Linked DNA regions of Homo sapiens: region 1 is linked to region 2. Evidence: chromatin loops called from intact Hi-C (ENCODE). Cell type or tissue: endothelial cell of umbilical vein. All regions are shown on one strand. Links, peaks and the distances in the headings refer to the core of each region. The heading gives the core; the rest is flanking DNA. Region 1 has its middle 110 kb from the start of DGKB. Region 2 has its middle 230 kb from the start of DGKB.

The links. Peaks named below come from ENCODE experiments on the same cell type or tissue, not always from the same donor. Only the 100,000 strongest peaks of a DNase experiment are listed, where the experiment ranks them.
Region 1: a loop joins it to region 2, with 4 times the contacts of the local background. A loop is called at or near these places in 3 of 110 quality-filtered maps.

What each region holds. Positions count from the first base shown.
Region 1 is chr7:15,008,472-15,024,858 of GRCh38, reverse strand. No RefSeq gene overlaps it. Among named protein-coding and RNA genes, the nearest start is that of DGKB, 110 kb to the right of the region's middle. In endothelial cell of umbilical vein, for the core only: a CTCF peak has its summit at 8,583 (motif pointing right); DNase peaks (open chromatin) are centred at 7,878 and 8,688.
Region 2 is chr7:15,120,923-15,137,309 of GRCh38, reverse strand. It overlaps a transcript of AGMO not described here. Among named protein-coding and RNA genes, the nearest start is that of DGKB, 230 kb to the right of the region's middle. In endothelial cell of umbilical vein, for the core only: no CTCF peak of the experiment used is centred there; DNase peaks (open chromatin) are centred at 6,429 and 10,459; H3K27ac peaks cover 2,722 bases.

The DNA of each region.
Region 1 (16,387 bases), core at 5,061-13,060, 110 kb after region 2:
ATATATTGAATCCAGGGGACTAGAATGTCAAAGTGTGTGGCCTTGGCAACACCTGGCCCTTCCATAATGGAATGAGAATGGCTTCCGCAGGTCTGGCCCTGACTCAGCTGGGAAGCTTTTTCATTTTACTGAAGCTCAGACCCCACCGCTAGATGTTTGATTTAACTGGTCTTACATGATCCTTAAATGACTCTAATTTCCAGCCAAAGTTAAGGCCTACTGGTATTGCATTGGTAATCAGAAATGTTTACCAGCTGGGTAGGAGACTGGTTGCCAAGTGATACCTTAAGGTAGAACCCAGTTGCTTTACCTTTGCTATGATCTTGATTTCACAGCAAAGCAAACCCATGACAAGGTAGATCTCATAATCATTATATCTAAAAATATGAGAAAAATAATTGATGCCAGTTATTTGACTGAGGATTACTCCTTTGGTTTATGGTTAGCCTTAGCATAGAATATATATTCAGTCCATTTATATACCCACAATTTGGCTCGTTTTTCTATAAATAAATTTAAATTGGCTTTAGTGGCTTTGGTCTCTAGAACTCTACTACGTCAAATATTCAGTAATAGAAATACATATATAATAATTTCAACTACTCCTGTCTTTGTTTTAAGGATAGCTCTACTAACAACTAATGTGAGCTAGGGCACTTGGGGCATAATAATTATGATTTCTCAGTGGTATCTGGCTTCTGTAGCTGACAGGCAATTGGGGAGCTATGATTCCAATATCCACTGAGAGGTATTAGACTCATTGGCTGATGTCAGTAGTTTTGGGAGCATTTGCAATTTTCAACCTTCCTGGAGAATCAGAATCTTAGTGTGGAAATTATATATGGACTGCATAGTAACAAAAACATACCTTCAACAAAGGCAATTAACAGAAAAAAGCAACTATACTTATGTTGGAGTTCTATACAATGAACTCACAAACTAAGCAAACAAATCTGAGGTTTTGAGGTTGTAAGAATATTGGAAAATTAAGGAATGGAAAAGACACCAAAGAAAGGATAGGAAAGTAGTTGGAAAGTCAAAGTGTAATAAAATATCTCAGTTCCATTAGAGATGTGTGTAAATGTGTGTGTGTTTATGTGTGTATGTTAAGCAAGCTTTCGCCAAGAAGGAAAATATTTTGTTAAAAAGGTAATATTTTTAAGTATTGAGTGAAATATAATAATATAAGTAGAGCACAGCATATAAGTTGTATCAGCCCTATTTAACACAAGGGGGTTGTAAAATAGATAATTTGATAGTTAAATACAATCAATCATGAAGTCACTATAACCTCATGTGTCCTTAGAACAAAGCACTGTAATTTTTTCAAACTGAGATTATTTTTAGAGGGTATATTACTGCTAAATCTCTCCTCTTTCCTTCTCCCTTCCCTAATTGTACAGTATCTCATGCTAAGCAGATGTGGAGTTTCCTTTTGGTGCCGTAAAGGAATAATACCTACTGTTTTCAGTCATACAAAAATGCCTTTAAAACAAAAATATAAACAGTTTTCTGATGATTGTAATAGCTGTCTCTTCTTGAAATATATTTTAGGAAAGTTCAGCTAGTAGGTATAAAGTTTTCATGGAGGAATTATAAAGTTTTTATATTTAATGAATATATATGTATATTTCTGCATGATTCTTTCTTGGTGCCTTTCCTGTCTAGAAAGAAGCACAAGTTCATTGATGAATAGTATGGGTTATGCCAGGCTTTAATGCTGATGTCACTCAGCTTGTTGGGGGAAATGGTGTGAAACTGGAGGAAAGCTGTGAAATAGTTACTATTATTATTCAGTAATGACAGTATCACACAAGTCACCACTATACAAAATATTAGCAGCTGTCACTGATGACTGGGCATTTGACTATCCTCAGGGGATGGGTCTAGCTGGGGACTGCCTTTGCCTGCCCCGCTAGTATTTGAATCTCAAATAACAGGTAAACCAGTTTTCCAAGGCAGTTTTGGAATCAGATGAACTCTGCAATTTAGTACATGCTCAATGAGAAAAAGTGTAATTTGCTCTCGAAAACTGACATAGGTACAGATACCCATGTCAATATATACATGTTTATAAATCCATTTACTCTTATTATAATTTATAGCTGGTCTTATTTATAAACTTAACCCAGTTTAAATCATATTTCTTATGCCCCAAAGTCTTCTACTCCAAAGAAGAAATTGTCCTTAGTTTGCCTTCTATTTATTGTGGAAATGGATGTCACTTTAGGATTGTCCCATATTGATCACAGAAATGTTTCCTAGAAATGCTTTCTCTACAATGTAAAGTCGGATACTGTGAAAAAGGAAAGAGATACCATTAGCTGTTTTTCTCCTAGTGTGGATAGTTCCATGGTCTAATCAATGCTGAAATGAGAAAATTACTTTTTCTAGATCACAGCTGTGCATAGGCATCTGGCTTAGAATTAGAAGACCAGGTGTTATTTCTGGCACACCCATGTAGTATTCTGGGCCCGTCATTTAGCTTCTCTGATTCTCACTACTCATTTTTAAAGTGAAGGTAATACTTTTGCCTCAGAGAGGAATTTTGAGGATTCATTTTTAAAAAGTCCTTTGTAAACTTGTAGTGAGTGGATTATGCAAATAACTGCTAATTGTTTAGCATAATTTATGAAGGATATATGAGGTAGCAAACATGTAGTGTTTCATACACTTTATTTTGGTTTGTTTTCAAAACAACCCCGTTGCATAGTGTTTTGGTTATCAATTGCCACATAACAACAAACTACCCCCAAATTAGCGGCTTAAATCTTTTTGCACAATTTTGTGCATCAAGAATTTGGAAAGTCTCTGCTGGAGGGTGTGACTCAGATTACACTTGTGGTGTCAGCTAAGACAGCTGGGACCAAAGGCTCCAGCTTTAATACGCTTCTGGACTCAATGTGTGGTGTCCCAGGGCCCCTTAGGTTCTCTTTCTCTCTCTACCTGGCTTCACATCCTTTATGCCTTCTCTATGTGGCTTCTCACAGCATGGTGATCTCAGAGTAGTCACTCTTCTTATGTGGTTTCAAAAGAGAGGAGCAGTCGAGCTCAGTTAAGGGTTGTTCTTTCCAGAATTCGTAGCATCATCTCCACTGGAGTCTTTCTATTGGTCAAAAACAGTCATAAGGACTATGTGGGTTCAAGGGTCTGGAAATATCTATTCACTTGAAAATTGCACTCTTGTTACACTGAAGATTGATAGTTGTATAATTACTCTCAGATGCTGAAATTTTGTTTGTCTGATACTGAAAGATAGAATATTTACACTTTATTTTGGCCAAGTCATGAAGGCAACTACCATCTCTGCATGAGAGCAGTCATGCTGTCCATAAGTTTGAAGTGTGAAAATACATTTGAGGTATATGTGGTATATCAATGGGACTTATATCACCACTATTCCTTAGAATAGTTGATTAACTAGACCACCACATTCCTTCATGAAGTCAGAAAACAGAAGACTTGTTTTTCTAAAATTGCCGTGAGTTTAGAGCCATAATAGCATGACCTCTATAGGGAGCTTAGTTACCATGGAAAAATCCTACTGTGGTCATTCTTCAATATTGTGAACTCGATGTTGAGGGACAGTTTGCTTTCTGTGTTTGTTTGTTTTTAACCTCATTATTTTCCATCTATTCTGGAGTAATCTCAATATCACTTTTCATCCCCTATCCTTTGTATCATCTTCTTGGCATCTGTTCCTCTGACTTTCTCCTCTCATTCTCTGCTTGCTCCCTTTCTAAAAGGATTTGGCCAGGCACGGTGACTCACACCTGTATTCCGAGTACTTTGAGAGGCTGAGGTGGGAGGATTCCTTGAGGCCAGGAGTTCAAGAACAGTCTGGACAAGATAGTGAGATACCATCTCTACAAAAAATAGCAAATAAAAAAAATTAGCGGGGCATGATGGTGTGCACCTATACTCTCAGCTACTTGGGAGGTTAAGGTAGGAGGATGGCTCGAGCCCAGGAGTTCAAGGCTGCAGTGGAATATGATGCCACCACTGCACTCTAGCAAGGATAACAGAGAGAGACTCTGTAAAATACATAATACTTAAAAAAAAAAAGGATTTGGTTATTCATCACAGTGAAGTAGACCCCAGGAAGAGTCACACCATTTATAAGCATCAGGATCTTAAACTGTATTATGAGCCCTCTTCTCACTTATGTCTATGATACAGGTTGGACACAAGAGAAATTGGGCCTTCAGGCTTCATCTATTTTTCCCTATTTTTCTCCTATTTGTTTACCCTCTTGCGACATGAGTAAACAAATATTTCTCTACTATAAAAAAATTTCATCTATAGTAGCTGATACTCAGCCTCATTGTGGAGGAGACAATGAAGTGTGGTGAATACAACAAGTGCAAGGATATAAGCCCTATGGAAGAGGCACAGGCCTCACTGAGCTCCAGGTGACTTGAGGTCATGTGAAAATGCAGAGCTGCTATATTAGTATCAGATCTCATTTTAATATGAATTCTCCTGATTTATAAAAGTTGATGACTATTTAAAAATTAAAAACACAGCAACATATTATATAGCCCAGTGGGACATATCTATGAGCCAGATTTTCCCCACGGACAACTAGTTTATAAATCTGTTCATGACTCTAGACTCTTATCCTCCTCTTGAGCTCCAGATTCACATTCAACTGCTCCTAAATTTTCACCAAATATCTAAAACTGATCATGCTTAATATATCTAAATCAGAGATTTTACTATTTTCCTTAATTTTTCCTATCTCAGGAAATGGTTCCATTATCAACTTAATAATCACTTAATTGTAACTTTTTTCTATTCTTACCCATAACTCAATCCACCAACAACTTATGTCACTTCTAATACTCAAAAGATAGCTAGAATGCATCTATGTTTCCCTGTCTTCACTACCACTAATCTTTGCTATAATTTTATACTCCTAGATTAATACAATAACCTTTAGATTGGTCTCTCTGCTTTGATTCTTTCTCCTTTTTGATCTACACTCTGTCAGCAGTGGAGAAATATTTGACAATAGTAAGAAAAACAACAGCAACAACATTTTTCCTCCATATATCAGTGACTTCCATTGCTGTTGAAATAAATGCCATAATTTTCTCTATGGCCCACTTCTTAGTAACTCACTATTACCACCATTCACTATTCTTGAGCCACATAAGCCTTCCTTCTGCTATTGAAGAAGTCAAGCTGTTGTACCTCTCAGGATCATGGTGTTCGCTTCTCTCCTGGTGACTGGCTCCTGCTCTATTTCATGTCTCAGCTCAAACGTTTCCGCAGCGAGGCATTTCCTGACCATCCTATCTAAAGTAACCCCCTCCACTCCGTTTCTCTCTGTAACATCGCCCTATTTATTTCATTATTCTATTAATGAATATTGATAAAATTAATATTTACATTGTATTTATATTACAGCTTTATTTCTTTCTTTACCAGCATTAACTCTTCCCAGCCCAGCCCTTTGCAGTGTAAACTCTATGAAGGCAGAGATCTCATCTTTCTGTCTTGTTTGCTATAGTAGCCATAGTATCTAGCCTGGCACGTGGTACTTTCAGAATAAATATTTGCAAGAATAAATGGTTTGAATATCTATGGAAACACACTTAGCATGAGCACCTCACTATTTTGCAATGAGTTTTAAATTTATAGCATGTTCTATGTTATCTGGACCTGCCTACATTCATCATGTCAGTCAGCACCATCCTTCTGCTCTCTTTTGAATGAGTCATGTAACTCCCTCACTCAGTGTCTTCATAGATGTTGTTTCTTCTGCCTTTAGTGATCTCTTAACTCACGCTCCTTTTAGCTAAGTCTTCCTCATTCTGTTATCCCATCAAATCTCAACTGAAAGTTATTTTGTCAGTGAAGCTTTCCCTGCCTGACTTCCATCCCACCTCCTGAGTCTTGCGTAGGTTTCCTCCAAAATGTGTTTTTATGTACCTTAAATTTGTATCTCTATCCAATTTATAATTAACCTATCTTATTGATAGCAGCATTTGTTTACCATCCTTAAGGACCAAGTCTGTCAAATTTACTGCAACCTTATCAGCTTCTTACAAACTTTCTAGAGCAGAATTGAGACTAAATAAGTGTATTAGTCAGGTTTCTCTAAAGGGACAGAACTAATAGGATAGATCAATATATGAAGAGGAGTTTATTAGGAGAATTGACTCACACAGTCACAAGGTGAAGTACCACAATAGGCTGTCTGGACACCGAGGAGCCAGGATGCCAGTCCGACTCCCAAAACCTCAAAAGTAGGGAAGCTGACAGTGAAGTCTTAAGTCTGTGGCCTAAAGCCCGAGAGCCCCTGGCAAATCACTGGTGTAAGTCCAAGAGTCCAAAAGTTGAAGAACTTGCAGTCTGATATTTGATGGCAGGAAGCATCTAACCTGGTAGAAGATGGAGGCCAGAAGACTCATCCAGTCTACTACTTCTATATTCTTATGCCTGCTTTTATTACAGCTGCACTAGCAGCTAATCAGATTGTGCCCGCCCAGATTGAGGGTGAGTCTGCCTTTCCCAGTCCACTGACTCAAATGTTATGTCCTTTGGCAATACCCTCAGACACACCCAGGAACAATACTTTGCATCCTTTCGTCCAATCAGGTTGATACTCAATATTAACCATCACAATAAGTATCCATTATGTGTTTGCAGACAAGAGGCAAATGCAAATTTAGAACTCATGAATCTGTCATTCCTGTTCTCCCACGGTACAATTAATTAACATTAACACAAATCAATTTGTATGACACCGGCTGTTATCCTCACTTACTAATACAGGATATTCATTCTCTGAAAAGTTATCTTCCATTATTTTTTGGAGGTCTTGAGGGATTTGCATGTGTGATCATGAGCCATTTTCATCAGCCATCATGAAGTCGGCTGTTTTGTCTCCTCCTCTTTGACCCATTGCTTTCTTAATATTTGTCACCAGCAGTCATGTGTAGATACCGTGCCACTGTCTTCCAAACTCTCAACAAGACAGACTTCCATTTGTTACCCTTTAATAACATCACCAATCTCTGCCAACCTCCATGCCACTGCTGCTCTGGAAGTGTTGGGTGAAACATTTTGTGTAGACTCACTCTGTTGAGTAACATACAGAAAAAGAGGGAGGGCTCCTTCCTTTCTCCTGAATTATACCTCATGAAATAATAACACCTTGTATTCCAGTGTTCTGAAGATTTTTTAGAGAAGAGTTTGATAATTTATTCATGTTATTTAAATTCATGGCTACCTTTTTTTAAATTGAGGCATAAATCCATGAGGCCCTGAATGAGATACAAGTCTAGAGACTGTTCCATGCTTTTCTCATAATTACTCTACCCTTCTGATAATTGAGGCTTAGACGTGGTTCAAAAACAGATCTCTCTCCAAGGAGAGTCTTTTTACATCCCTTAGACACATACATATCTAGAGAACAATTCTCAACTGTTTTCTGGACTTGGAACACAACTGAGGATTCCCACACCTCCAAATTTCAGTAAGGAAACAGACATGGCAGCCAGGCAGTTTCAGATCTGTGTTCAGGTCTAATGGGAAATGTTTTGCAATTCAAGCATGATGATCCACCTGGCATTGCTGTGTGTTGTGACACTGTACAAAGGCAAAACAATTAGTGTGGTTTTTGCATCACAGATGTGGCAAGGGGCCTAGGGTACAGATATAGCAAATCCATCAAAATCATCAGGGATCCCAGCCAAAACCTCTTTCTTTCTCCTTTTTCCCATACCACCACTGATGATTCCAAGGAATTTCATATGCATATAAATGGAGAAAACACTAGTGTGAGCCTAAGGACTAGGAATGATGAGGAGTCTGTATTTCTGCAGGAAACGTTCTTTCAATGTGCACAGTGACTAAACTTTTCCATTGAAAAAATTTTCCACCCGGATAAATCTGCCACACTTTATGAGCAAATGCAAAACAGGATGATAGACACTGAACAGCCTAGAGACAGCCTGACCTGCCTTTTATTGCCTTCAAGGAGCCAATTTGAGCTCTGAGCAATGAAATGAGTCAGTGCTTGAGAAATGTAGAAACACCAGGTGAAACTTCAGAAGAGGTTTTTTGTTAAAATGCAAAAGGTTTTTTTTTTTTTTTTTTTTTTTTTGGTAAAATCAAAGTCTTATTCTTAGGAAAATTAATAGATACAGAACCACCCTGAGAGCAATTGTTTAATTCAAGGAGAATAAAAATCGTTAAGGAAAGCATAGACTGAAGAAAGACTTTACCATTTCTTAGACTTTGTTTGTAAAGAGGAACCAAAGGGAAGAATGAATATAACTGGAAACAAAAAGCATTGCTGTGAACAACTTACTTTAGCACAGAATTTCTATGTATTACTTTTAAATACTTAAAATTATAGTAAGATTTAAGAAAGTATCCACATAGCAATTACAACTACATGCGTCGCAATGTCTTTGCTGATTTTTATCACATGCAACAGTGCTGTAAGCTAATACTTCATGTCAGTGATGAGAGATTATAAGACAGCATTATTTACAGTAGGTATCATTGTATTTATTCGGATGTGCACAGAAGCTGGGACTCTTGTTGTAATTAAATAGAACTCCCACTAGGGGGGGCAAGAAAATAAAGCTCAAGGCCCTGTGTACAGGCACCTTTCCAACCAAAGGTACGCTAGATACCAGACGAAACTGCTCAGTATTTATTTATTTATTTTTCTTCCTGGTGAATCATTTGCAGCCTGCTTTTCACTGTGGGAAGTTTCTTTCAGATTTATTTTCTCTGGTTTTTCAGCAGCTTTCTTTGGTTGTAAATCCATGCTGTGGTTGAACAGCAAAGCAATATTCCAGCAAGCTCCAACAGGGATATATTTTTCTACAGGATTTTTAAAACCTCGCACACTCAGTTTCAGCACAGCCTTCCCCGGTTCCTTGCCAAAGGTAGCACTCTGGTAACTGAGCCTGAAGCTGATAGAGGGATAAAATTAGATGAGGAGGGACACACTGCTAAGGGAAGCTTTTGGAACTGCTTATTGACTCAGAAAGATAAACCGGGGAAGCAGGCAGGTCAGCACAATAGAATGTAATTAACAAATGCAATTAGCATCAGCGCATAAATCCCTCCCCCTTGACATTCTCCTTTGTATTGCCAAGGCAACCCAGGCAGCCTCCTCCTTTCCCACCTCCTCCATTCCAGCAACTCCAGGCTCCCCGCCCTTCTCACTCACTGACTTTGCCCTTGGAGTTAATTTTAAGTAGGTCGCACCTGGATTAACATGTGTGTGGGTGGAGAATGGGGAAGATGGAGGAGTGAAGGAAAGGTGAGGAGAGGGTTGACCTAGGTTTTGCAGTTGCAATTTTTATTTTTTGCTGGTTTACACTGTTTTTGGAATATAACCCATGCCAGTTTGGGAATATTTTATTACTATTTGTGACCATCAGCTGGTTTGAAAAATGCCTATCTTGTCATCTATCCAGTTTGCAAATGGATAGATGTACACTGAGGCACTTCACTCTGTGCTCTAAGTGTACATATTCTACACTTTGGTGTGTCATTTCAGCTAGTTTTTTGTCAGAGAAACAATGTTTCAAGTTAATTTTCAGAGCCACTAGTAGCCAGAAAAGAAATGAAAAGCACTAATATATATATAATTTATTATATTAATATTTAATGTTGAATATATCTATATAATATGTATATTTGTATATGGGCAGTAGTAATATCTGAGTGAGAGGTGCTGTTGAAGGCAAAAGTGGGTACTTTAATTTTTATTTAAATAGTTTTGTTTTTTATCATTTTAAACAAACACATGATGCTTTTTAAAAACACAAAACTAATCCAAAAATTAAAATAAAATGCCTTTAAAAATAAAGATATTATGATCAGTTGGGAAAAAAAGTTATAGAATATGAATGAAGCAAATAACTCCAATAACTACAGAAACCTTTATTGAATGTTTTCTGAATGCCAGGAAGTATTTAAGCACTTATTTGAGTCGCAAAAAAAAAAAAAAAAAAAGGAAATAAGTATTTTTATCCCATTTGTTTTTCCAGAGAAGGGAGCTGAAAAACAGATAATTTGTCCAATATTTCTTAGCAGTATAAACCACCATGTCATAATGCCTCTCATATTAAAAATTATATTACAATTTGCTCATGACATTATATTAGTTGTATATTCCTTTAAGAGAGAAATTACAGAGGAAAGGTAGGCAGCTTGATAACATTAAACATAATAAACCCTCATGTCAATGTGACTTTGGTGTCCTGAATAATCTTATGGATTTTGGAGTCAGCTAGAAGTGAGCTCACATCCAGGCTTGACCCCTTAGGCTTGGTAGGCTGCAATCTGAGCCTCAGTTTCCACATGTGAAAAATGATCTAGTAATAGGCATCTCTCTTCCCATGTGCCCACTTCCCTTTAGGACCTCATTTCACCCACACCCACCACCACCCTGATTTTAGATACTGTCTTCTTTTTGATGAGGAAGGAAAGACCTGATAAACTCATTCAGATAATACTTTAGTTTCATAATGCCTTCTCTAGAGTATTGGCACTAGTTAAAAAGATCCAACCAGGAGTAAAAATACTTATACCAAAGGCATGGTTTATTTATGAAATATTGTGCCTTCCCTAGAGTATTGACACTATTTAAAAAGATCCAACCAGAAGTTAAAATACTTATACCAAAGGCATGGTTTATTTATGAAATATTGTGGGGATGAGATCCTTAATGCAGCTACACCCTGATTTGTACTCTCTTAATTATTTGCATTTTCTATTTGTTCTGTGGTAAGCAGGTCCCAAAGTTAAAGGAAGCTGAGAGGCTGGAAAAAGAGAATGACAAGTCTAGTTTATGAGAAATAAACATTTAATAGAGACTTATGAATAGCAGCCATAGACTTGGGCAGCGGTGAGATACGACGATCTGCCTCACTATCCCCGAGACTCAGGGCTTATATACTATAGGGAAAGGGATATGTACAGCAATTGCTTAAGGGCTAAATTTATGGTACATACACTAACGTCAAAGTTGTTTTGACCTAAGGGCAGGAATTACAATAAGTAGTACATGCTGTTGCACGAGGAACAAGGGATAGAATAGAAATCTTAGAGGCATTCCTGGAACTGAGGTTAATCAGAAGTCAACATGGTGAGGCAGGGCAAGGTGGCTGACGCCTGTAATCCCAGCATCTTGGGAGGCCGAGGTGGGAGGATCACTTAAGCCCAGGAGTTTGAGACTAGCCTGGACAACACAGGGAGACCCAATCTCTAAAATATTAAAAAATAAGAAGAAGTCAGCATGGCAGATTAACATCCAAGATGGAGTTGCTTTAGCCTCCCCACTACCTAGGACTTAAATGTAGTTTTCCAAATTAGTCATATATGTATAGCACATGCAGAGATTTAGAAATGCTGGGAGACTTTGCAGCACACTTCACATAAACGCAAAGCCTTTCCATAAGGACAAGTTCACGTGGATGACGCAGCCACAAATCAGGCCCCTCAAATTTTTCAGCTGCTTTTTCCTCTAGAGGCTATTTTATGAGGAAAAATTATATATCGAAGACTCCTGTTTCATTTTATATGGTGCCCTTGAATGTGAGGTTTAAATGGCTTATATAACTCAAAGAAAAACCTGCTGTCCTCAATGCAGACTCTGGACTTGAGAAGTAAACAGCTATTAGTCCAAAAGGGACCCATATCGCTTTCCTGGGTAGGATACCTGCTTCCAGACTCCAGGAATCGGAAACTTTCCTTCAGCTATGTTCAGGCTACCACTTGTTAAACACCAAAAACAACGTGTTAAACACCCAGGAAAAAAAAAAAAAAAAAAGTAAGTGGGACCTTCTGTGCAGACAGGGAATTTGGTTGTATGCCCCAGCTGCTTGGTTGGTGCCACAGGGTTTGGCAACTTCCTGAGAACAGATTGTAGGAGAGGAAAGTTTGAATCTGGAAGGGACCCTCCCACACACACGCTTGGGAATCCATCTTTTTAGCTGGCATTTTCAGTGAATATTAACATGACTAAGGGAATAATATCTCGACTTATTAGAAAATGGTAGCCAAATGGGGTAGAGCTAGAGGGTTTTCTGTCCATGAGAATGATTTTGGCTTCACCTAAAAGAAAACTTCAACTCAAAATGTCTCAAATGATTAAGAAAATGTATTATTTCACATTGTAAGGAGCTTGGCAATAAGCCGATTCAAGGGTGGAATGAATGAGTGAACAACAATGTAATCAAGGACAGAGTTTCTCGCTGGCGTTCCCTTCTGCCATCCTCACAACGTTGGCTTAGATCCTTGGCTTTGTCCCCTGGCTTTGTCCCCTTATGAACACAATATGGCCTTGCACTTCCAAGAGTCGCATCCTCAAACAAAACATCCAATGTTCCAAAGCAGGAGCAGGGGGCGGTGTGTGGGGAGGAGAGTGCGACCTCCTTGTACACTTTTGAAAAGCCTGGGAACCCTCCTGGCAGCTGCTTCAATTGACTTGCCTCTCACCTCTCATGGGCCCGCATCATGTTCCTATTTCTGAATCAGTCATTGGCAAGGAGAATGCCAGTACTGTGACTGGAATAGAATAATTAAGGTCCATCCCTGCCTTATCCTGAGATAATAGCCACATCTCTGGAACCAAAGCAGTTCCATTAGCAAGGAAGTAGATGAATGTCAGCCAATGTTGTCTGGGCAAGGGCCAGTGAGCATGTTTCAGAGACAACCTAGGAAGTTAATTACAAATTATCTCCTCTGCTGTAACTCTGATCTGTTAACCTTGAACCTTGAATGATATCTGGACAACCTTTTTTCATTTAGCTGTGAGCCTTACAGGAAAGGCCTGTGGCACACCTGAGCCAGAAAGGTAAGCGGAAAGTGGCATAACCTGGAACCTTCAATGTCATGGCAGCTGTGCTTAGTAGATCCACAAGAGAAAAAAGAATCTGGGGCTAGGAGTTGGGGCTTCGAGATCCATCTGCTCTTTCTCAAGTGGATATTTCTGTCCCAATTTTCTCCTTGGAGGATCCATTTGCTCATTCAACAGATTTTATATGAACATCTAGCATATAATCAGGCTTAGTTCCAGGCACTAGGGATACATCAGCAAACAAAACAGAAGTCCATGTCCATGGTGCTTATGTTTTAGTTAGGTTAGTGGGGAAAGAAACACTGAAAAACAAAATAAACAAGGAAATCGTTTAGTACATTGAAAGGTTATAAGCCCTATGGGGAAAAAAAAAAAAAAAAGCTGAGAAAGGAGCAGAGGGGACTGGGAAGTGGGCAATTTTAAACACGGTAGTCAAAAACAATGACACTGCGAAATAGCATTTGAGAAAAGTCTTGAAAGAGGTGGGGGAGTGACCCATGCAAATGTAGTTGTGAGAAGAGCATTCCAGGGAGTAGAAACAACGCATACAGGCCCCACAGTGTGGGGATGCTGGTGCCTCCCAGTAACAGGAAAGAGACCAGTGAGGCTTGGGGGACAGACTTTGCCTATAAGAGCCACAGCAAAATGAAACAAGGTTGTCAAGAGGCCTGGCTTTTGTCAGTCTAAATTTTTAGGGCACCAGCCACTGAATCTAAGATGGGTAGAAGAAAAAGAGAAAAAAATACCCTTTTTATGGGTCATATTTCTATAGTGATTGGGTCCTCCAGGGCAAAATGGGTTGAGCACTTGCCTCCAATCCTGACTCTGTTAGTAGCTCACTTTCTCACCTTGGGCCAAGCCACGTCATCTTTCTGGATCTCATTCTGTTTCTTTTATAAAAGTAAAGTGCCTTCACCAGATTATCTGAGGTTCGTTTCAGATTCAACATTCTATGATTCTTTGTGTCTATTATCTGATAGAGCCAACAGCTCACTCTTCAAATGTAATTGAGAATAATTGTAAAAATGTCACACGAAAGATGGTCAAAACGACTTTCTAAATGTGTTTGGGAACGATTTTAATTCAGAAATGAAGGCAGAATTATTTTAAGGTATTATTAGTATATAAATCATAGATATTTCTAAAGGTCCAAATATTTGAGCATCGGAAATAATTGTTTACGAGTAAGATAATATCAAGTGAGATAGTATATTTTTGTAAGTTTGAATGAATTGCAACGTTTCCTTCCCTCAAGAGAAGAGTCTTCTATTGGTCTTTGTAGCTTGGTTATAAACCATTTAAGAAACGTCAATTAAAACCAAAGGTATGCCTCAGTAAAAGTTACAGAAAATATCATACCAAATAAGTTGATTGTTGACAGATTCCCAAGTCTGCATTATCCATCCATTTATTTCAATAACATTTATTTTTAAATTAATCCATGATTTAAATTTGTTGAGCATGAAGCCTTTATTCTATGGCCCAAATCACCCTTCAATGAGTCATTTCAAATAGTCATTCAAAATAAAGCCATTCAAATAGTCATTTCAAAAAAGTCCTCTCAAAGGGTCTTATTACAAATTTTGTGGGAAACTGAGATTCTTGTATAAATTATTCTCATAGGTTGACTGTTCAAAAGCTGTTAATTATTTCATTCACTCAGTAGACATGTAAAGAGCCTATTATGTGCTAGGCACTACTTTGCTTCTTGGAGACAGAGCTATAAAAATAGTTCCTCGGCCTATAGAACTTTACTTTTAGTTTATTCATGTTTATCTTTTACATGTGAAATGGAATAACTTAGAAGAAACTAGGGCGCAATATTGAGTATTTAGAGATATAATTCTTAAACAAACGTTGCTGCCTCATATGTTTAACTTCAATTATTAAATATTGCTTGCAATTTTTTTAGTTTTTAACTCTTAGTAGTGCTGCCTGGCACTGATAAGTAAGCTGGAATTTTTAATAGCTTTTCATAGATGAAGGATTTTTCAACTAGAACAAAAAAGCGTACTTGTTTGTTTCAATAAATACAGGTACAATGATTCGGAGTGAAGAAATTGTTTTTAGAATCAGAAGTTTAAGCTCTAGCTCTGTCACGTACTGTGGACTCAAGCAAATTGCTTAACTTGTCTGAGCTGAGGCCTCATACATGAAATGGAGCCTAGGAATGGGTGCCTCTCAAGGTTAAATCTGCAGTAATATGAAATAGCCTATTATTCTAAACTCTAAAAGCATATCATATTATGCAAAAGTGAAACACTAATTTTTATTTAAAACCATAACAACTAAATTTATTGTAGACCTATAATACACACCCATTAAAAAGAATAAAAATACAAATAGCATTTAAATAACTTAAATTTTATCACATCACTTCATTTATTGAATATACCAGATAAGTCCTAAAAATGTATCAATGCATTTCTATTTTTTTAACTTAGATCAGAATAGCACACTCAAAACAGTGTGACAGAAAATATGTTTACCTCTGCTGATCTAAAAAAAGACGAGCAAGTATAATTCATTTTAAAATGAGAGTTTTGTGCACCCAAATAGCACATACACATGACCTAAGAGAACATTTTTCTCATCTCTAGTATCATATCACCCTTCAGAGATTTACTAAAGGTGTAAAAAATATCCCACAGGTACTATTGATTAACTCTCCAGGATTTGTTAGACTCAATGAGATAATAAGATAAGGTACCCACTGAGAGAATTTAGAATCTCAGTAGAGAATGGAAAATGAACAGCACCAACCAAAAGTATATCCCTACAGATAAGTTAAAATGGTCTTTTAACCTTTCACAATCAATTTAAAGACTCCAATGAGCAAAATATAAATAATGGCAATGCCCTGTCTGGAATGAAGCATAGGTTATATACTAAGTGCCTATCACTCATCTCAAGCAGAACAAGCCATCATTTTCAGCCAAATGTCAGCCTCATATTTTACTCTCTATGTCTCCAAGAATGTCCTAGTTCTAGAGCCTTGCTAAGAAGATGTTAAATATTTTAAAATATATACCTAAATATTTGCAGGGTAACATTTTATCGTTATTCACTTAGCATTTGTCATAAATGTTGTAAGACTCCAAGATGATATCACAGAAACTAATGCTTGGAAAAAGAAAAAAAAAATCTAAGTGTGGTGATGTATATTATTAACTAGCATTTCTTACTATAAAATAATCTGGGAAACTCAGGAAGCTGAGGCAGGAGGATTGTGTGAGCCCAGAAGTTCAAAGCTACAGTGAGCTATGATCCTGCAACTGCACTGAAGCCTGGGCAACAGAGCAAGACCCTCTCATTTTGTGCCTAATCCTGTGATCCACATTTTACAAATCACTTATTTAATTTTCATGTTTGCTTGATGAAGTTCTAGACATAGTCTTTGTGGACCCAAGGACTGGAGCAGGAAATAGACTTAAAAAAATCAACATTTATGTGATATTCAGAAATTGAATAAAGAAAATTTCTTTTAAATCCTACAAACATAAATGATTGTTTTATATTATATCACCATTTAAATAAACGATTCAAGTT
Region 2 (16,387 bases), core at 2,834-10,833:
CTGAGGAAAACGTATAAAAAAGTAATCGTTCCAGTAGACATCATTCAGAAGTTTCTGAACTGCATTGATGAAAAGAATATGCAAAGCTTTCTAGAGATACAAGTTACCGACAAATGTGTAAGAAATATCAGAAACCATGAATACTTGAAGGCTGTAGAAGAAGGCTTTCAAATTCTAAGATAAAATAATTTTGAACCTAGGCTTCTATAACCAGAAAATTCACAACCAACTGCGGAATGTAAACAAATAAATCATTCTCAGACATGCAAAACCAGAGAATCTTACATCTCTGGAATATCTTATTGGCATCTTATGAAAATAGGATTTGGCAAGCCAAAGAATTAAACTAAGGGAGAAGAAGTCATGGAACCTAGAGAACAGTCTTTAGGCTAGAATTTCAGTGTAGGGAAACCTCTGTGGAACACCTGTATAGCACATCTAGAAGGTAAACCATCCCACAGGAGGATTCTGGAGGGGGAAAACTTGACAAGAGATAGGTAGTGGAAGAAAATAAAACCAAGAGACTCTTAAATACGCACGCGTGCACACACACACACACATACACATCACACAACAATAAAGGCGGTCCTATTAGGAATTAATTGCTGCCGTATACAGCAAAAAAAAATGTGGCATAAAACAATTTATGAACTGTAAGAAAACACGTTATTTTTCCTTCATGCAGAAAACTTCAATTTTCAAGTGCTCCAGAGACTGAGATTTTGGACCCAATGGAGAAGGAGCATAATACCAACACACTATTAGTGAAGAATGGAATCTTAGTAATAATGTAAATGCTCCTTTTAAAAAAAAAATACAGATGTTAGAGTCAACCAATGCTAAAGCAATGATGACTCAACTGCAGAAAGGAATGTGGGTGTAAATACCTTGATTATATAAATGGAATAGTGCAGCTGACAGTAATTAGGAGATAAAAAGCAGGGAGGAAAGGTGCAAGAAAGGGTAAGGGAGCTTGTAGCCCTTTTTTACAATGTGACACATCAAGATATGATACTAGGCCAGGCGCGGTGGCTCATGCCTGTAATCCCAGCACTTTGGGAGGCCGAGGCAAGCAGATCACCTGAGGTCAGGAGTTCAAAACCAGCCTGACCAACATGGAGAAACCCTGTCTCTACTAAAAATACTAATTTAGCCTGGCGTGGTGGCACATGCCTGTAATCCCAGCTACTAGGGAGGCTGAGGCAGGAGAATCGCTTGAACCCAGGAGGCAGAGGTTGCAGTAAACTGAGATCACACCATTGCACTCCAGCCTGGGCAACAAGAGCAAAACTCCGTCTCAAAAAACAAAAAACCAAAAAAAAAAAAAAAAGAAAAGAAAAAATATAATATTAAATGTTGAGAAAAACATAGTTGTTTCATTACATGACTAAAAAATACAAAATTTAAAAATGAACATTTAAAATAATAAGTAGCAAGTATTTGAAGAAAGACAGCTGGAAGAAGGGAAAGTAAAAGGAAAAAAAAAGTCCTCATCTTTCCTATGGGAATATTAATGCATTTGTTTAAAGTTGGAATATTGTCTAAAGTTGACATATTAAGAAATAGAGGAATAAGCAGATTATCTTGAAATATGAAGATGAATACCAGAAGAAATTAAAACAGAAACATTTAAGAGTCCTCTGAGGAATAGGACTTTGGTATCAGATATAATTCCTTCTTATCCTAAGTTTTTATTATTTGATATACTACTATATTAATGAATATTTATAAAACTACAGATTTTACAGCAGTATTATGTGATTTAAATATGCAGTTTTTGATTTAAAACAACCCTTTTCATTCATTTTCTAAGCTAGCCTGTTTCCAAACATTGAAGACAAACTCATAAAGTCAAAATATATGGCTGTTTCATTTATCATGGCAGATGTTACAGTCATGAAGAGAAGTCACTGGATGCTAATTTGAGAGGTGATGTTCTCCACATTTAGAGGGTGGTGGATACCTTGAACAGAGAGGCAGTTCAAAGATTCTGATCAGCTTCGATAGCTTCCCGGGTTCCATTTTCAGAATGAGTCTTTGTTATCATGCTAAAAATTCTCTTAGCTATCAGATTGGTAGAAAAAACTATAGGCACACGTATATGCCACACACACGCAGACACACACACACACACACACACACACACAAACTCATATAAATAAATTTTGATTAGCTATGTTATTGTTCTCCACTTATATGCATATACTTGAAATTATATATTATATGTGTTATATATATTATATATCTAATTTAAAATTTACTTATCTACAAATAATTTATTCCTGGAATCAGATGGATAGTAATTTAGTTTTTTTAATATCTGTAATCTTGAAATAAGGAGAGTTACCATGGAGTGATATATTCACTGAAAATATGTGAACGTCATTCGTGTGTAAACTAAAAGTTTCCACTGTTGACTTTATTAGATTTAATTCCCTAGTTAAATTGCCATTAGCTCTCAGTTACGTGTATGTGAAGTGTTTTACAGAAAATCTTTTATGTTCCCCAATTTCACTATCAAACTGCTTTCTTCCCCTTCCTTCCTCAAAAACCCCAACTCCACTGTTCACAACAGCAAAGGCGTGGAGTCAACGTAAATGCCCATCAAAGGTAGACCAGATAAAGAAAATGTGGTACATATAACCATGGGATACTACATAGCCATAAAAAAGAAAGAGATCATGTACTTTGGAGCAACATGGATGGAGCTGGCAGTCAATATCCTAAGCCAACTAATTAAGGAAGAGAAAACCAAATTCCACATGTTCTGCCTTTTAAGTGGGAGCTAAACTTTGGGTGCACATGGGCAAAAGGAAGGGAACAACCAACACCAGGGCCTACTTGAGGGTGGAGGGTGGGAGGAGAGTGAGGGTTGAAAACAATCTATTGTGACGTATTGCATACGCTCAGGAGTTTGAGACCAGCCTGGACAACATGGTGAAAACCCATTTCTACAAAAAAAAATTACAAAAATTAGCCAGGCATGGTGGTGCATGGTGCACACCTGTGGTCCCAGCTACTCAGGAGGCTAAAGTGGGAGGATCACTTGAGCTCAGTAGGTGGAGGTTGCAGTGAGCCAAAATCATGCCACTGTACTCCAGCCTGGGTGAGAGAGCCAGACCTGTCTCAGAAAAGAAAAAAGAAAATAAAATACCTATTAGGTACTACACTTATTATCTGGGTGAAAAAATAATCTGTACATCAAACCCCTGTGACATGCAGTCTACCCATGTAACAAACCTGCACACGTACCTCCGAACCTAAAATGAAAGTTAAGAAATTGTGTTCTCAAACTCTCGATGGTATTTATGATATAGGGACCATAACAGAAAGGTGTGCAAAAGTTTATGTGCTTAAGAACTGGAACAATTGTCAGAAACAGTATATTTGGGAAAAGAAGCCAGTTTGGAGGCAAAGATGAGGTGTTCAGTTTCAGATCCACGGCATTTGAAGTGTTGGTGAGCTGTGTGAGTGAACACTTGGCTGGCAGAACAGCTGACTTGTGTCACTGCTGGACGTTCTCACCTCCAACTCTCACCTGGGTTGTGGTAATGTTGGATTCTGGTGTAACAAAGGCAAAACAGTTACTAATTTAGTTTTTGGGATTATAGGCTTGATGATGTCACTTTTCCTATATATCACCATCCTCTGCGTAGCTTCAATTGTTTAAGTCCACTTTTATACTTCAAAAAAAAATCCTAGCTCCTTTGACTCATATATCTTTGAATTTATTACTTACCTATTTTTATTGATGCCACTGACTTGCCTCTTGGTCCTTATCCCTTTTTCACTGATGATTTTAGCCTCCAGCTAATGGTATTCTCTCTCCATTCTATCTCTTCCCTGTTGTCTTCCCTCCCTACTTCCTTAGAGTCCATGATCCGTACAATAACTACTCAACTGAAACCATTTCAGCACTTTTGCCATCTTCCTTTATTGTCTCCACCTGTTCAGTTGTTGAAAACAATTGTCCACTTTCATTTTGTCTTTACCTGAGTAGCTGGATATTGCTACAGACACTTACACAAAAGGAACAGTTACTGTCCTGAAGTTATGCCTGCAATTCCTAAATAGGTTATTGCACTGCTTGTCAATCATTTCCTAGCATACTCTTTCCCACTCTCATACAGGATTATGTCACATTTATTCTTCCCTCCTCAAACCTTCTCAAAAAGCTAAATAGCTAATTTGACACAGCTTTATAGATAAAATGGAGTAAGTTACAAGAAATGCTCAATTTCCCAGTAAATGTAATTGCTTACCATATCTAGACTCATATTCTTGCCCTTCTCAGTTGTTTTCATAGTGAAATGGTTCTGTCAAAGGTTGACCATTATAACCGTGCTCCCCTCTTGCATCCCTCTTGCCTTTCTGAAGACTTAGCACTTGTAATTGTGAGCTTTTTCTCCTGAATTCTTCACATGTCCCTGAATCAGATCATTCTTAACAGACAAATAAGCTGTAATAACTCCCTGTTGTAAAATGAAAACAAATAAGGGAAAAACCTTCCTTGACTTCACATTGTCTTTGTCATTTATCTATGGTTTAATTTTCCCTCCTTAAAATCTGAGTACAGTCTTCACTGCCTTGATTCACATTCTATTTTCAGCTCACCCCAGTTGATCTTCAGCCACGATCACTTTCCCAAGATTTTTAAATTGATGTCACAAGTTGCCTCCATGTTGTTAAATCCACTTTGCTTGTATCACCTTCCAGGCCATTATTTCCCTGTCACTAACAAGAGTCAACTCATTTGTTTATGCCTTATTGGAATGGAGATAAGGAGAGGGAGAAAAAGCACTGAGGTTTGTAAGTTGGAGCTGTGCTGCCCAGGAGTTAGTGTCATCCCCTCAGAGACACCTTCACTGACAATTGTACCTAAAAGGAAACTTGCAACCCTAAGTCACATCAGATTTTTCTGTTGTCCTTATAGCACTATTAGCTGATATCATTTGATTAGTATTTGTCTTCCCACACCATCAGCTTCATAAAAACTGAATCCCAACTCTGAGAGTAGTGCCTGAAATATTGAAGTATTTCATTTAAATGCTAACAATAAGTTGTTGAATGAATTCATGAATGCCTAAATAAAGTCAACACTTTTTATACTCCTCTAATATCAGCGAACACCAGAGTTGTCTTCTTGTAATTTTCATTTGATGTCCTCCAGGTAATAATTCCAGTGCTGCATGGTATCTTCTGTGTGGCTCTTCAAATCCCTTATGCACCCATCTCCACTCCTCTCTGCCTCAGAAGGCTGGCCTGTATGCATGCAGCTACAAGTGTTCTAATTCCCCGCTTTCTGATAAGATTTGGACAATTGTGAGTCCAGCAGGAGCTTGGAGGCAGACAGGAGAGTGGATTCAGAATTTTTATCACTCTAGATCCTTCTCTGTGGGGTTGCCTTGGGCTGGTTGCATTTCCTCAACTCAGGATTGCAGTTGTTCTCATGGCAGCTTGCTCTACCCAGCTGTCTCCTTTTGGCTTCCATGTGTGCCAGGAATTACTCCTACCTTGTTTGTGTGTGTGTGTGTGTGTGTGTGTGTGTGTGTTAATTTCTTTGGCTTTTTAAGCCTAAGTGTGATAACAGCTTTTCTGTTACTAGGTCTTTCTCTACATCTTATCCCTACATTTATAAATTGCCCCTTTAATGAACTAGCCTCCAACTGCCCTGTTTTGAATATATCATGTACTATTTGTGGAACACTGAAAAATGCAGGATAAAAACAAATTCTGCTAAGTAGTCAAACAATTTATGTAATCTTCATCCACAACTTGTGCCATAGTCTAGGCAGAAATGATTTCAACTTATCTTTGGGGTGTCCACGCCATTATTTCCCTGTCACTAACAAGAGTCAACTCATTTGTTTATGCCTTATTGGAATGGAGATAAGGAGAGGGAGAAAAAGCACTGAGGTTTGTAAGTTGGAGCTGTGCTGCCCAGGAGTTAATATAATTTAAACCAGTTCTGGAGTCCAAGGGATGACTAGCATTACATCCTGTTATATTTTAAGTTATGGAGCTCTAACTCCACTTTGCAAATAATTCAGCAACTTTATGCCCTTCCTAAAATACTGCTTTATTCGTCAATGATGAAAACTGTTCTACAGATCAACAAGATTCTGTATGTTGATGAAATCATTGTTTAAACCGAGACTCCTATGAGGCTATGAAAAGAACGCCTCCTTCTGATATATGTTTCCAAAGTTGCCTCCTGTTTTACATAAGTGGTTTCATGCACACACACACACACACAGAAATACAAGCAAAAATTTGAAACAGAATGATATAGCTATTGGCAATTAGAAGCTCAAAAGTTTTTGAAGCTTAATAAATTATTCTGATCTTTTAAAATTCTTTTTCATAAGCCAAGGTTCTATGTTAAAGGAAGTTAATTATTTCAAACAATAGAGCAGATGGAATGCTCAAGAAAAAAATGAAAAGCATTGCTCATGTATTACTCACTCCTGATAAATATCTTTGTATATATACATAGCACACACATAAATGCCAGACATATCACTGAGATTAAAGTGATGTCATCATTTCAACACTGTATTTTCTCACTTCTGTATTCCTTTAAGCAATATTTTAACAAACACAAAATATTCTTCACTATAAAACCAATAGCAAAGTGTATTAATTCTAACAATTATATAGCTAACATAATTTAACTATTAATATCCTAATCTGTTCCCCTATTTTCAATCGTTCCTTTCCTTGTCCACTTCTTGTGCTGTAGTATTCTTTGCCACATTTTATAGCAATTAGAGAACCTTTTTGTGAAATATCGTAATAGAACAATGTTTTAAACAATTTCCAGGGCTTATCATTTTTAGGGGGCCTGAGTGGAGAGTGAGGAGTGGAGAAAGATGTTGAAAATACGCTATTAACATTCAAGAAAATGTCTTGTTCTGGAAAATTATTTTTAGTTCTAGGAGAGAAAAAAGCAAAACAATAACAAAAATAATAAAAATAGAATTTGACTATTGTCAGAAAAAAAAAGGTGGGGTAAGTGAGAGATTAAAAGACATGACACTTTGAAACATGAAAGAAAAAAAGGAAAATAAATATTAAGAGTTCTGAAATATAATTATCATAATAATTTGAAAATCATTACTCTAAACAAAGCTGGGTGGACAGAGAGCAATTTTAAATATATTTTATGCTAACTATAATAAAATAAAACTATATTTCTAGTTTGATTCATATGCCCAATAAACTAAGATATTAAAATTGCAAAGGGGGAGGAATCGCATGTAGCACTTTGCAATTTCCTATTTCTGGAACATATGTCCTAGACCCCCAACTCTTATACAATACAGGCTTTCTAATTCTCTCTTTAAATTAAACCCTTGGGATTACTCGAGCATGGCTGATACACTTAGATAATATCAGGCATTTAATACACACTATGTGCCTTTGATTTACCTGACAAGTGACAACAAGGCTGTATTGAGTTAAGCAGGCCCTATCACTAAATGAATATTTGCAGGATCTGCCTGTGGTTATTGTCATACCAGAACAGAACTCTTGTTCAATATCCTGTTTGGGAAGCAGTCTCCACCAGATGCTTCCAAAGCAGGGCAAAACCACCCATAATGCAATTGGATGGATATGAAATTCTCTACCCCTAAGGGAAAATACTTCATCCTGGCCCCAGGTGGTGGGCCACTAATACTTTGTTTGTATTCCTAGGAGAGCTGTTGTCTTTAAAGAATATATTTTTAAGTGACTCTTTAGTAATATGGACTTTACCTTTCTAACACTGATTATTTTTCTGTGATTATAAGTCACAACAATGGGAAATACTAAATTGGTCAGAATGAGTTGCCTTTCCTTATTTTTCACACAAAAAAGATTCTTTAAATGTGATGTGAAACACATAGAATTATCTTCCTATATTTTATTCATTTCTGATTTCCTATACATGTTCTCTGAAATAATTTGGTAAACTACATGGTAGAAATAAAATGGATTTATGTGTTAACTGAGAAGCTGGATATACAACTGAACAATGGCCAGGCACTATAAGTAAAAGAGAACACTAACCTACAACCCTGTAGCAACCAGCCCTGGAAACCGAGCAACAACTTCTGCAGCAACTAATTTCAGAAGTCAAACCACACTTATGTAGCAATCATACTTTGATGATTGACTTGGTCCAAGACTTCAGCTCACCTGTCCTTTCCCCCTCTCTTACCTGCCCACAACTCAGGATCAACCAGTGAAAGCCAAACATGCTTCCCAACTAATCACATAGGATGCCCCACTTCTAGTAAGCCCACCACCACCCGCATTCAAACAGCCTCCAATTAGGAGAAACCTGAAGCCTTTCCTTTTTTCACTATAAAGCTCTTGACAACCCTGACTGCCTTTGAGTATCTGCCAAATGTGAGCGACATTGGCTGACTCCCTAGCTATAGCAAAGTGACATTGGCTGACTCCCTAGCTACAGCAAGCTCTTAATAAACAGGCTTTCCTCATGCTAATTTAAGTGCTGATTGTCTATTTCTACTACATGCTAATGTTCTTAAAGCATATTCATAAGATTTTAGATTACACTTGGTTTTAAGGTACATTTTAAACTGTTTCAAATGATTATTTCTGGGGCATAGATTAGATGTAATGGGTAACTTTCTTTTTTCTACATATGCACATACACATACAGATATATATACTTATATACTTTTACTTTATATATATTTTAGTTGAGTATCACTGATTCCAAAATTATTTATAAACAATAAGAAATAATCTTGTCTTCAATTAGAGAGCTAAGCTTTATGTAAAGAACTAAGACAAATTACGCATTCAAATGAATTATCACAAAGTCCATAGCAAGCATATAAACAACAGTTTTATAGGCACTGATAAGTGACTACTAATAAAAAAATAAATTAAAATTTGTTTTAGAAAAGTAATTCACCCAGCATATCTTCTATTGTACTGGTGACTTTGGGAAATTGAAGAGTTTGTTCAATTTCATTAAATTCATCTCTTCCTTTTCTTTCTTTCTTCTCTCCAGCTGTATGGAGATATAACCACAGCTGCTGCTTCTTTGTCTACCTGGGAAACCAAGCACGTCTATTATCACACTCGTTTGGATTGGTGCCACCTGTTTTCTCCTCTGAAGGTGTCTGCCAGAGTAGGAAGCACTAGTAACAAGAGGCAAACTTGGGTGGCACTGGCAGGGTTCAGGGCAAGAAAGGCAGGACTGATGCTCTAAACAGAGAGGAGGAAATAAACACAAAATTCAATATGAACCTTGTGGTTGTATATCCAAACTACAAGCAATGGCTCAGAACTAGGGAAATTATATGAATATGGATGGCAGGAATTGAAGGAGGGAGGGAACAAACATGTCACTAATGGAGAAAGGGGTGAAGAAAACACCGTAAATTCCTGAAGATATGGGAAATAAACATGAAATCAGATGGATTCTAAAAAAAGCTATTTTTACTACATTTCCAAAACTCAAAAAATAATTAGAAGTTAAATTTACAACCACAGAATAAAATATTTAAAAGCCTTTATAGAACAATGAACATGTGATTTCATTAAAATATTGACTTAAGAATATTGCTTAAATAGAAATATAAAATCCAGTTGCAGATAATTTTAGAAAAGCTATTCTTAGCAATAATTCTACAGTAATCCCTCAATTTTAATCTATGAATTTTGTTATGGGATGATTTAGACTTCTTTATCTAGACTAGCTAAGTGAAGTATTATTACCTGATCTTTGAAAGGAGACAGTCATTAATTTGGAACGTATTTCCCTTGGTATCTTCTATTAGAGTGAATTTAATAAGCTTGCTCTCAATGTCAAAAGATCTTGGAGAACTGTCAACATATACTAGATAATTTTTTTCTGAAGATTTATTTACGTATTACTCGTTAAGTTCTAAGGTTGAGAAAATTTTTGTTATTTCAACACAAAAGGCAACAATGGTGCCATATTATAAAAAGAATACCTTGGCAACAATGAGTCTTAAAATCATTTATTTATATGTGTTTGTTGATGAAAAGAGTCAAACTCTGTAAAATATTTTAGAGATTAATTCTGAGCCAAATATGAGTGACCATGGCCTGTGACACAGCCCTCAGGAGGTCCTGAGAACATGTGCCCGAGGTGGTCAGGGTACGGCTTGGTTTAATATATTTTAGGGAGGCATGAGACATCAATCAAATACATCTAAGAAATACATTGGTTTGGTTCAGAAAGATGGGACAACTCAAAGCTGGTGAGGGGGCTTCCAGGCTGTAAGTAAATTTACACATTTTCTGGTTGACAATTAGCTGAGTTTATCTGAAGACCTGGGATCAATAGAAAGGAAATGTTTGGGTTAAGATAAAGGATTGTGGAGGCCAAGTGTTGTTGTGCAGAGGAAGCTCTCAGATAGCAGACTTCAGAGACAGCAGGTTGTAAAATGTTTCTTATCAGACCTAAAAGGGTGCCTGGCTCTTAGTTGATTATTCCTTGGATCTGAAAAGGAAGGAAGGAAAACAAGGGGAAAGAGGATTCTCTATAGAATGTGGATTTTTCCCACAAGGGACAGCTTTGCAGGGTTATTTCAAGATATGTCAGAGAAACGTGCTTTGGGGTAAAATATTTTGATTTTCTTCCTTGGTATGCCAGAGTCAGATTGAAAAGTAAGTCACAATATCCACGGTTAAATAAAACCTTTCTGATGAGAATTTATGGTTTGTAGGGCATGACTCCCCAGACCCTTAGACAGGAATTGGGGCAAGATTATAAAAAAATCAGAGCTTAGTCCGCAAGTTTATTTTTCACTTTTGGATTTGATCACTTGAACTTTATTTCATAGGTAACTATCAGGAGTACACATTCTTTATTTCCCATGATTACAGGCAGTAATAGAGCACAGTAAGGGGCAACTACAATAACTTAATAGTTTTTAGCCAATAATCATGCTCTATGATTCATATAAATTTGGATGTGATTACATTTCTTGCATATTTTTTAACTTCACAGTGTAGGCTCCATTATACAAACACCTCATTTATATTTAAAATGTTACTAAGATAATGTTAGCATTGGCTTTATATAAAAAACAGACTTAAAGAGTTTAAGTATTTTTTATGAAAATATACAGCTAGTAGGTGGTAATGTCTAAATCAGAACCCAAGTCTTCTCATTTCAAACTGAGTGTAGTTTCTATTATGCTATGTGTGTCTCATCTGAAGGAGGCTTCTGTGTGCCTAGCTCCTAGCTCATTTTGGAGTAGACTGTGGTACTTCACCAAATGCCTGAAGCTAGTTACAAGCAATCCTAGCATTTGAATAGCATTCATTACTAATTAATATACTATTAAGTACCTGTTAAGTACCAGGTGCTGTATTTGGTGACTTACAGATATTTTCTTTAACGCTTACAATGATTTTTAAATGTAGGAGATATTTCTCTATTACATAAGAAAATTGAGATTCACAGAGACTAAATAATTTGTCTAAACTCATATAGATGACAGAGCTAGGATTCATACCCATGTCTATTTAATTTTTGCTTGTTCTAGGATCTGCTCCTTTTGAGATAGAACACCTTCTAATTTTTATGTAACTATTGTTGAATCTTCTTTCTTGATTCTTTAAGGACCAATCGATTGGCTAGTTTACTTAAGGCCTCTTTTTTCTAAGCTGATGGTCATATATACGTATTGTCTGGAAGAGAAACAGAAGACACCTGGTAAGCATAAACACTATTGCAAGAGTGTTTAAAAAAATAGAGAGGATTGCCACAGGAAGAGAGTAATAATAGCTAAAGCATTCTGTAGATGAGGCAGAGGCATACTTCAAAAAGTTGGAAGTTATTTAAAAAGTTATTACTCTATGATTTTTATATCAAAATCAGTCACATCTTAGCATTAAGCTATGGGGCTCTTGGTAGTAGTCTGAGTAGAAGCCTACCTCCACTGCACTTCTAGCCACAAACTGCAGACTGCAAACCTCACTGGTCATTCTGTGAGTAGGGCACAGAAGAGGGAAGAAGGAAGTCACAATTCCAGCCTCTGTGCTCTGAGGGCAAACTCTTGCCTTCTGATTAAATGTTCAACATTTCAACTGGAGAAGCAGCTATCAAATATCTTCTCAAAGTGAACAAACTGCATAATACTGTTTGCATGGGTTATAAAACAGACAAGAGCTTGCACATACAGGTATCTTGGTTTTGGATGCGATGAAAAATACTCCCAGTAGGTGGTTCCTAGCTCAACTGTCATTTCTTTTCTGAAGGCATCCCATTCCAAAAATACTGTTTTAACCTTCCCTTTTTTTATATGTTCACATTATTTCATAAATTTGTTATAAAATTTACCAAACTCTCTTTTGTGACTGATTTCTGTGTCCCCCCTCTATGTTCAGCCATTAGACTATGTTCTAGTTAGCAGCAGCTCCACTGTATCTTGTTCAGTTTTATAACTTAAGTGCTTCCATGACTTCAGCCTTTGTGGGAGGCACTATTTTCAGGAACACTTGCTGAATTTCTGAATCCAGTTACAAGAATCCTAGCATTTGCATAACATCCTGAGAAGTGGTTAATTGATATTATCCCTGAATCAAATGTAAAATCTGGTAAACACTCCAATGTTGAAACATGTCCATCTTTAGTTATAAAGAAAAGAAATCTTTTGAATTCTAAAGAGTTGGAGAGGAGGACAACACCATCTCTAGCTTCCTTCTAAAGATCAGAAGACTGGGAGAGTATGTCAGCAAATTTAATATTTTCAACAGGAGAATATGTCAGCAAATTTAAGCAGGAGAAGCTTTATCTGATTCAAGTTCAGTGACCTGATTGAAAACTGTAAATTGCCCCAATTTCTTTATGGGCTCTTCTTGTATCCTGGCTCATGTTAGGCCAAAACAACACAACATAGACTGTTGGAAAATTCTATTGCCGTGATAACTGGCAATCCAAACTGACTATGGAAAAAATCTGGCCACGCATATTGGATCATACAAAAAGAACATTACCAAGGAGGCACCATGGCTACCACAGAGATAAGTGGCTCAGGTGAAAGGCAAGGTAGGGAAAAAACCAGTCAGCCATCATGAAACAAAGAGTAATTCTGTTAACAGGTTTGCTGGTTGGGTGGTTGGTCGGTTTGGGGTTTTGTTTTGTTTTGTTTTGCCTGCCTTTTAGTGCAGGCACACAGTGAAACTCTATGTGGGAAACAATGGCTGTGAGGGACTGCCTTTTAATCAGTTATGCCATCTCTACTGCAGGTCTTGATTCTAAATATCATAAAAACCACAAGCTTTTTAAAACACTCTGGCTGTACTACAAGGTACTAATGCGAGACACGTCATAAGAATATTTGAGATGGTACTGATACAGATTGAATAGAAGTGCTACAAAAAGTTATCTGAGTAAGAAACCTGTCCCAGCAAAGCGTACGCTCACTTTACTGGAATAAATTACTTCATTTTACTGCTGCTCATGTCAGTTTTTATGTGATCTAAATAAACTCATCAATGATTTTATTTAAAACCTGAGTCAATTAAATTACTTCAGCAGAAATTGATAATAGCTAATTTCTCTTTTTTTTAATACCACTTTTTTCAGTGAAGCATAATGACCAGGCTCAAACTTAGTTTATGATTTCTAATTTATCTTATGTTCATGTTTCTAACTAGGAGAGAGAAGAGATTAGCAGGTCTTGAAGACTCATTTTAAAGTAGGAGTAGCTATTTATACATTATCAAAAGTCTGTGATGAGAGTCAAGTATAGTAACATGTTAGAGAGCATTGTAAATTTTGAAGTCCTGTGTGAATATAAGTATTCATTCATGATTCATTCATCCCTTTGTTTTTTGTTCATTTTTTTTTCATTCGCAAATATTATTGAGGGCCTTCTCTATGCCAAGTACAACACTAGGCACTTAGGATACATTGAAAAAATAACTTCTCAGATCTCATATGGCTTACAGTCTAGTATACAAAACAAAGGTGCAACATACTTAATAGCTAAACTGTATACTATCTTAGGATGTTGGAAGTTCTGTAGATAAACAAAAATAAAGGACAGTAAATAAGAATAGACTTTTCAGGGGTGAGCTGTTGAATTTAAGTTGTAAATCAAAATAGAGATCATTGAGCAGATGAGTTTCTAGCTAAGACTTGCTGGAGGTGAAGGAGTTGATTATGCAGATATTTGGGAAAAGAAAACAACAGAAAGAGAAAAAAATAGTCTAGGTCCCTAGGGCAAGAGCACAACTAGCATGCTCTAAAAACGGTAAGGAGGCTGGTGTTGTTCAAGAAAAGAAAGCATGACAGGGATTAGGAAAACATGTCAGAAAGCATCAGGAGGGCCAGATTATATACTATCCTGTGGGCAACCATGAGGACTTTGTTTTTTACTCTGAGTGGAATGTTTTGAGGAGAGTAGTGACATGATTATATTTAAGTTTTAAATGTTTCACTCTGGCCACTCTGTTAAAGCAGAATATAGAAATCAGGAGAGAAGTGAGGAAAACAAATAAGTGTATCATAATAGACATGGTAGTGGCTTATACCAGGGTGGAAGCTGTGAAGGTAGAAGTGGTTGCATTGTGGACAGATTTTTGAAATTTTATAAAAACAGTATTTCTTAGAGAATGGATGTGACTGTTAGAGAAATAGAAGACTCAAAGTGGAATGCAATGGTTTTGGCTTGAGCAAGCGAAAGGGTAGAAATGTGAGTGACGTGGAGTAAGACAGATTTCTGGAGGAGCAGGTTAGGGAGAGGGTGAGCAGATTAGGAGCTCATTTTGGAAATGTTGATTTGAAATCCCTATTAGAATAACAGGTAGAGATGTTTATAAGCAATTGAACGTATGAATCTGTAGTTTGGGAGAGAAGTCTGAGCTGGAAATGTTAATTTAGCAATTGGTGCATTGATTCTATTTAAAGCCATGAAATCTGATGTGAACAAAGACGGTGACTGCAGATACAGAAGTACACAGGAACAATGAATGAGCATATGGATAGTCTGACATTAAGGGGTTGGGAAGAAATTGAGGCATGAACAAAGTAGATTAAGAAAGAGAGAAGTGTCTGTTCATATCGTTTGCCCACTTTTTGATGGGGTTGTTTTTTTCTAGTAAATTTGTTTAAGTTCCTTGGAGATTTTGGATATTAGACCTTTGACAAATGGATAGATTGCAAAACTTTTCTCCCATTCTGTAGGTTGCCTGTTCACTTTGGTGATAGTTTCTTTTGCTGAGCAGAAGCTCTTTAGTTTAATTATATCCCATTTGTCAATTTTAGCTTTTGTCGCAATTGATTTTGGTGTTTTAGTCGTGAAGTCTTTGTCCATGCATATGTCCTGAATGGTATTGCCTAGGTTTTCTTCCAGGGTTTTTAATGGTTTTAGGTTTTACATTTAAGCCTTTAACCCATCTTGAGTTAATTTTTGTTTAATGTGTTAGGAAGTTTCAGTTTTTTGCATGTGGCTAGCCAGTTTTTCCAGCACCATTTATTAAGTAGGGAATCCTTTCCCCGTTGCTTGTTTTTGTCAGGTTTGTTGAAGAGCAGATCATTGTAGATGTGTGGCCTCTGTTCTGTTCCATTGGTCTATATATCAGTTTTGGTACCAGTGTCATGCTGTTTTGGTTACTGTAGCCTTCCGTAGTTTGAAGTCAGGTAGCATGATGCCTCCAGCTTTGTTCTTTTAGCTTAGGATTGTCTTGGCTACATTTATGCAGCTGACAAATATATGAAAAAAAGTTCATCATCACTGGTTATTAGAGAAATGCAAATCAAAACCATAGTGAGATACCATCTCATACCAGTTAGAAGGGTGTTCATTAAAAAGTCTGGAAACAACAGATGCTAGAGAGGATGTGGAGAAATAGGAACGCTTTTACACTGTTGGTGGGAGTGTAAATTAGTTCAACCATTGTGGAAGACAGTGTGGTGATTCCTCAAGGATCTAGAACAAGAAATATCATTTGACCCAGCAATCCCATCACTGGGTATATACCCAAAGGATTATGAATCATTCTACTATAAAGACACATGCACATGTATGTTTATTGCAGCACTATTTACAATAGCAAAGACTTGGAACCAACCCAAATGCCCATCAATGATAGACTGGATAAAGAAAATGTGGCACATATACAGCATGGAATACTATGCAGCCATAAAAAAGAATGAATTTGTGTCCTTGCAGGGACATGGATGAAGCTGGAAGCCGTCATCCTCAGCAAACTAACACAGGAACAGAAAACAAAACACTGCATGTTCTCACTTACATGTGGGAACTGAACAATGAGAACACATGGACTCAGGGAGGGGAACATCACACACGGTGGCCTGTCTGGGGGTGGGCAGAAAGGGAAGGGAGAGCATTAGGACAAATACCTAATGCATGCAGGGCTTAAA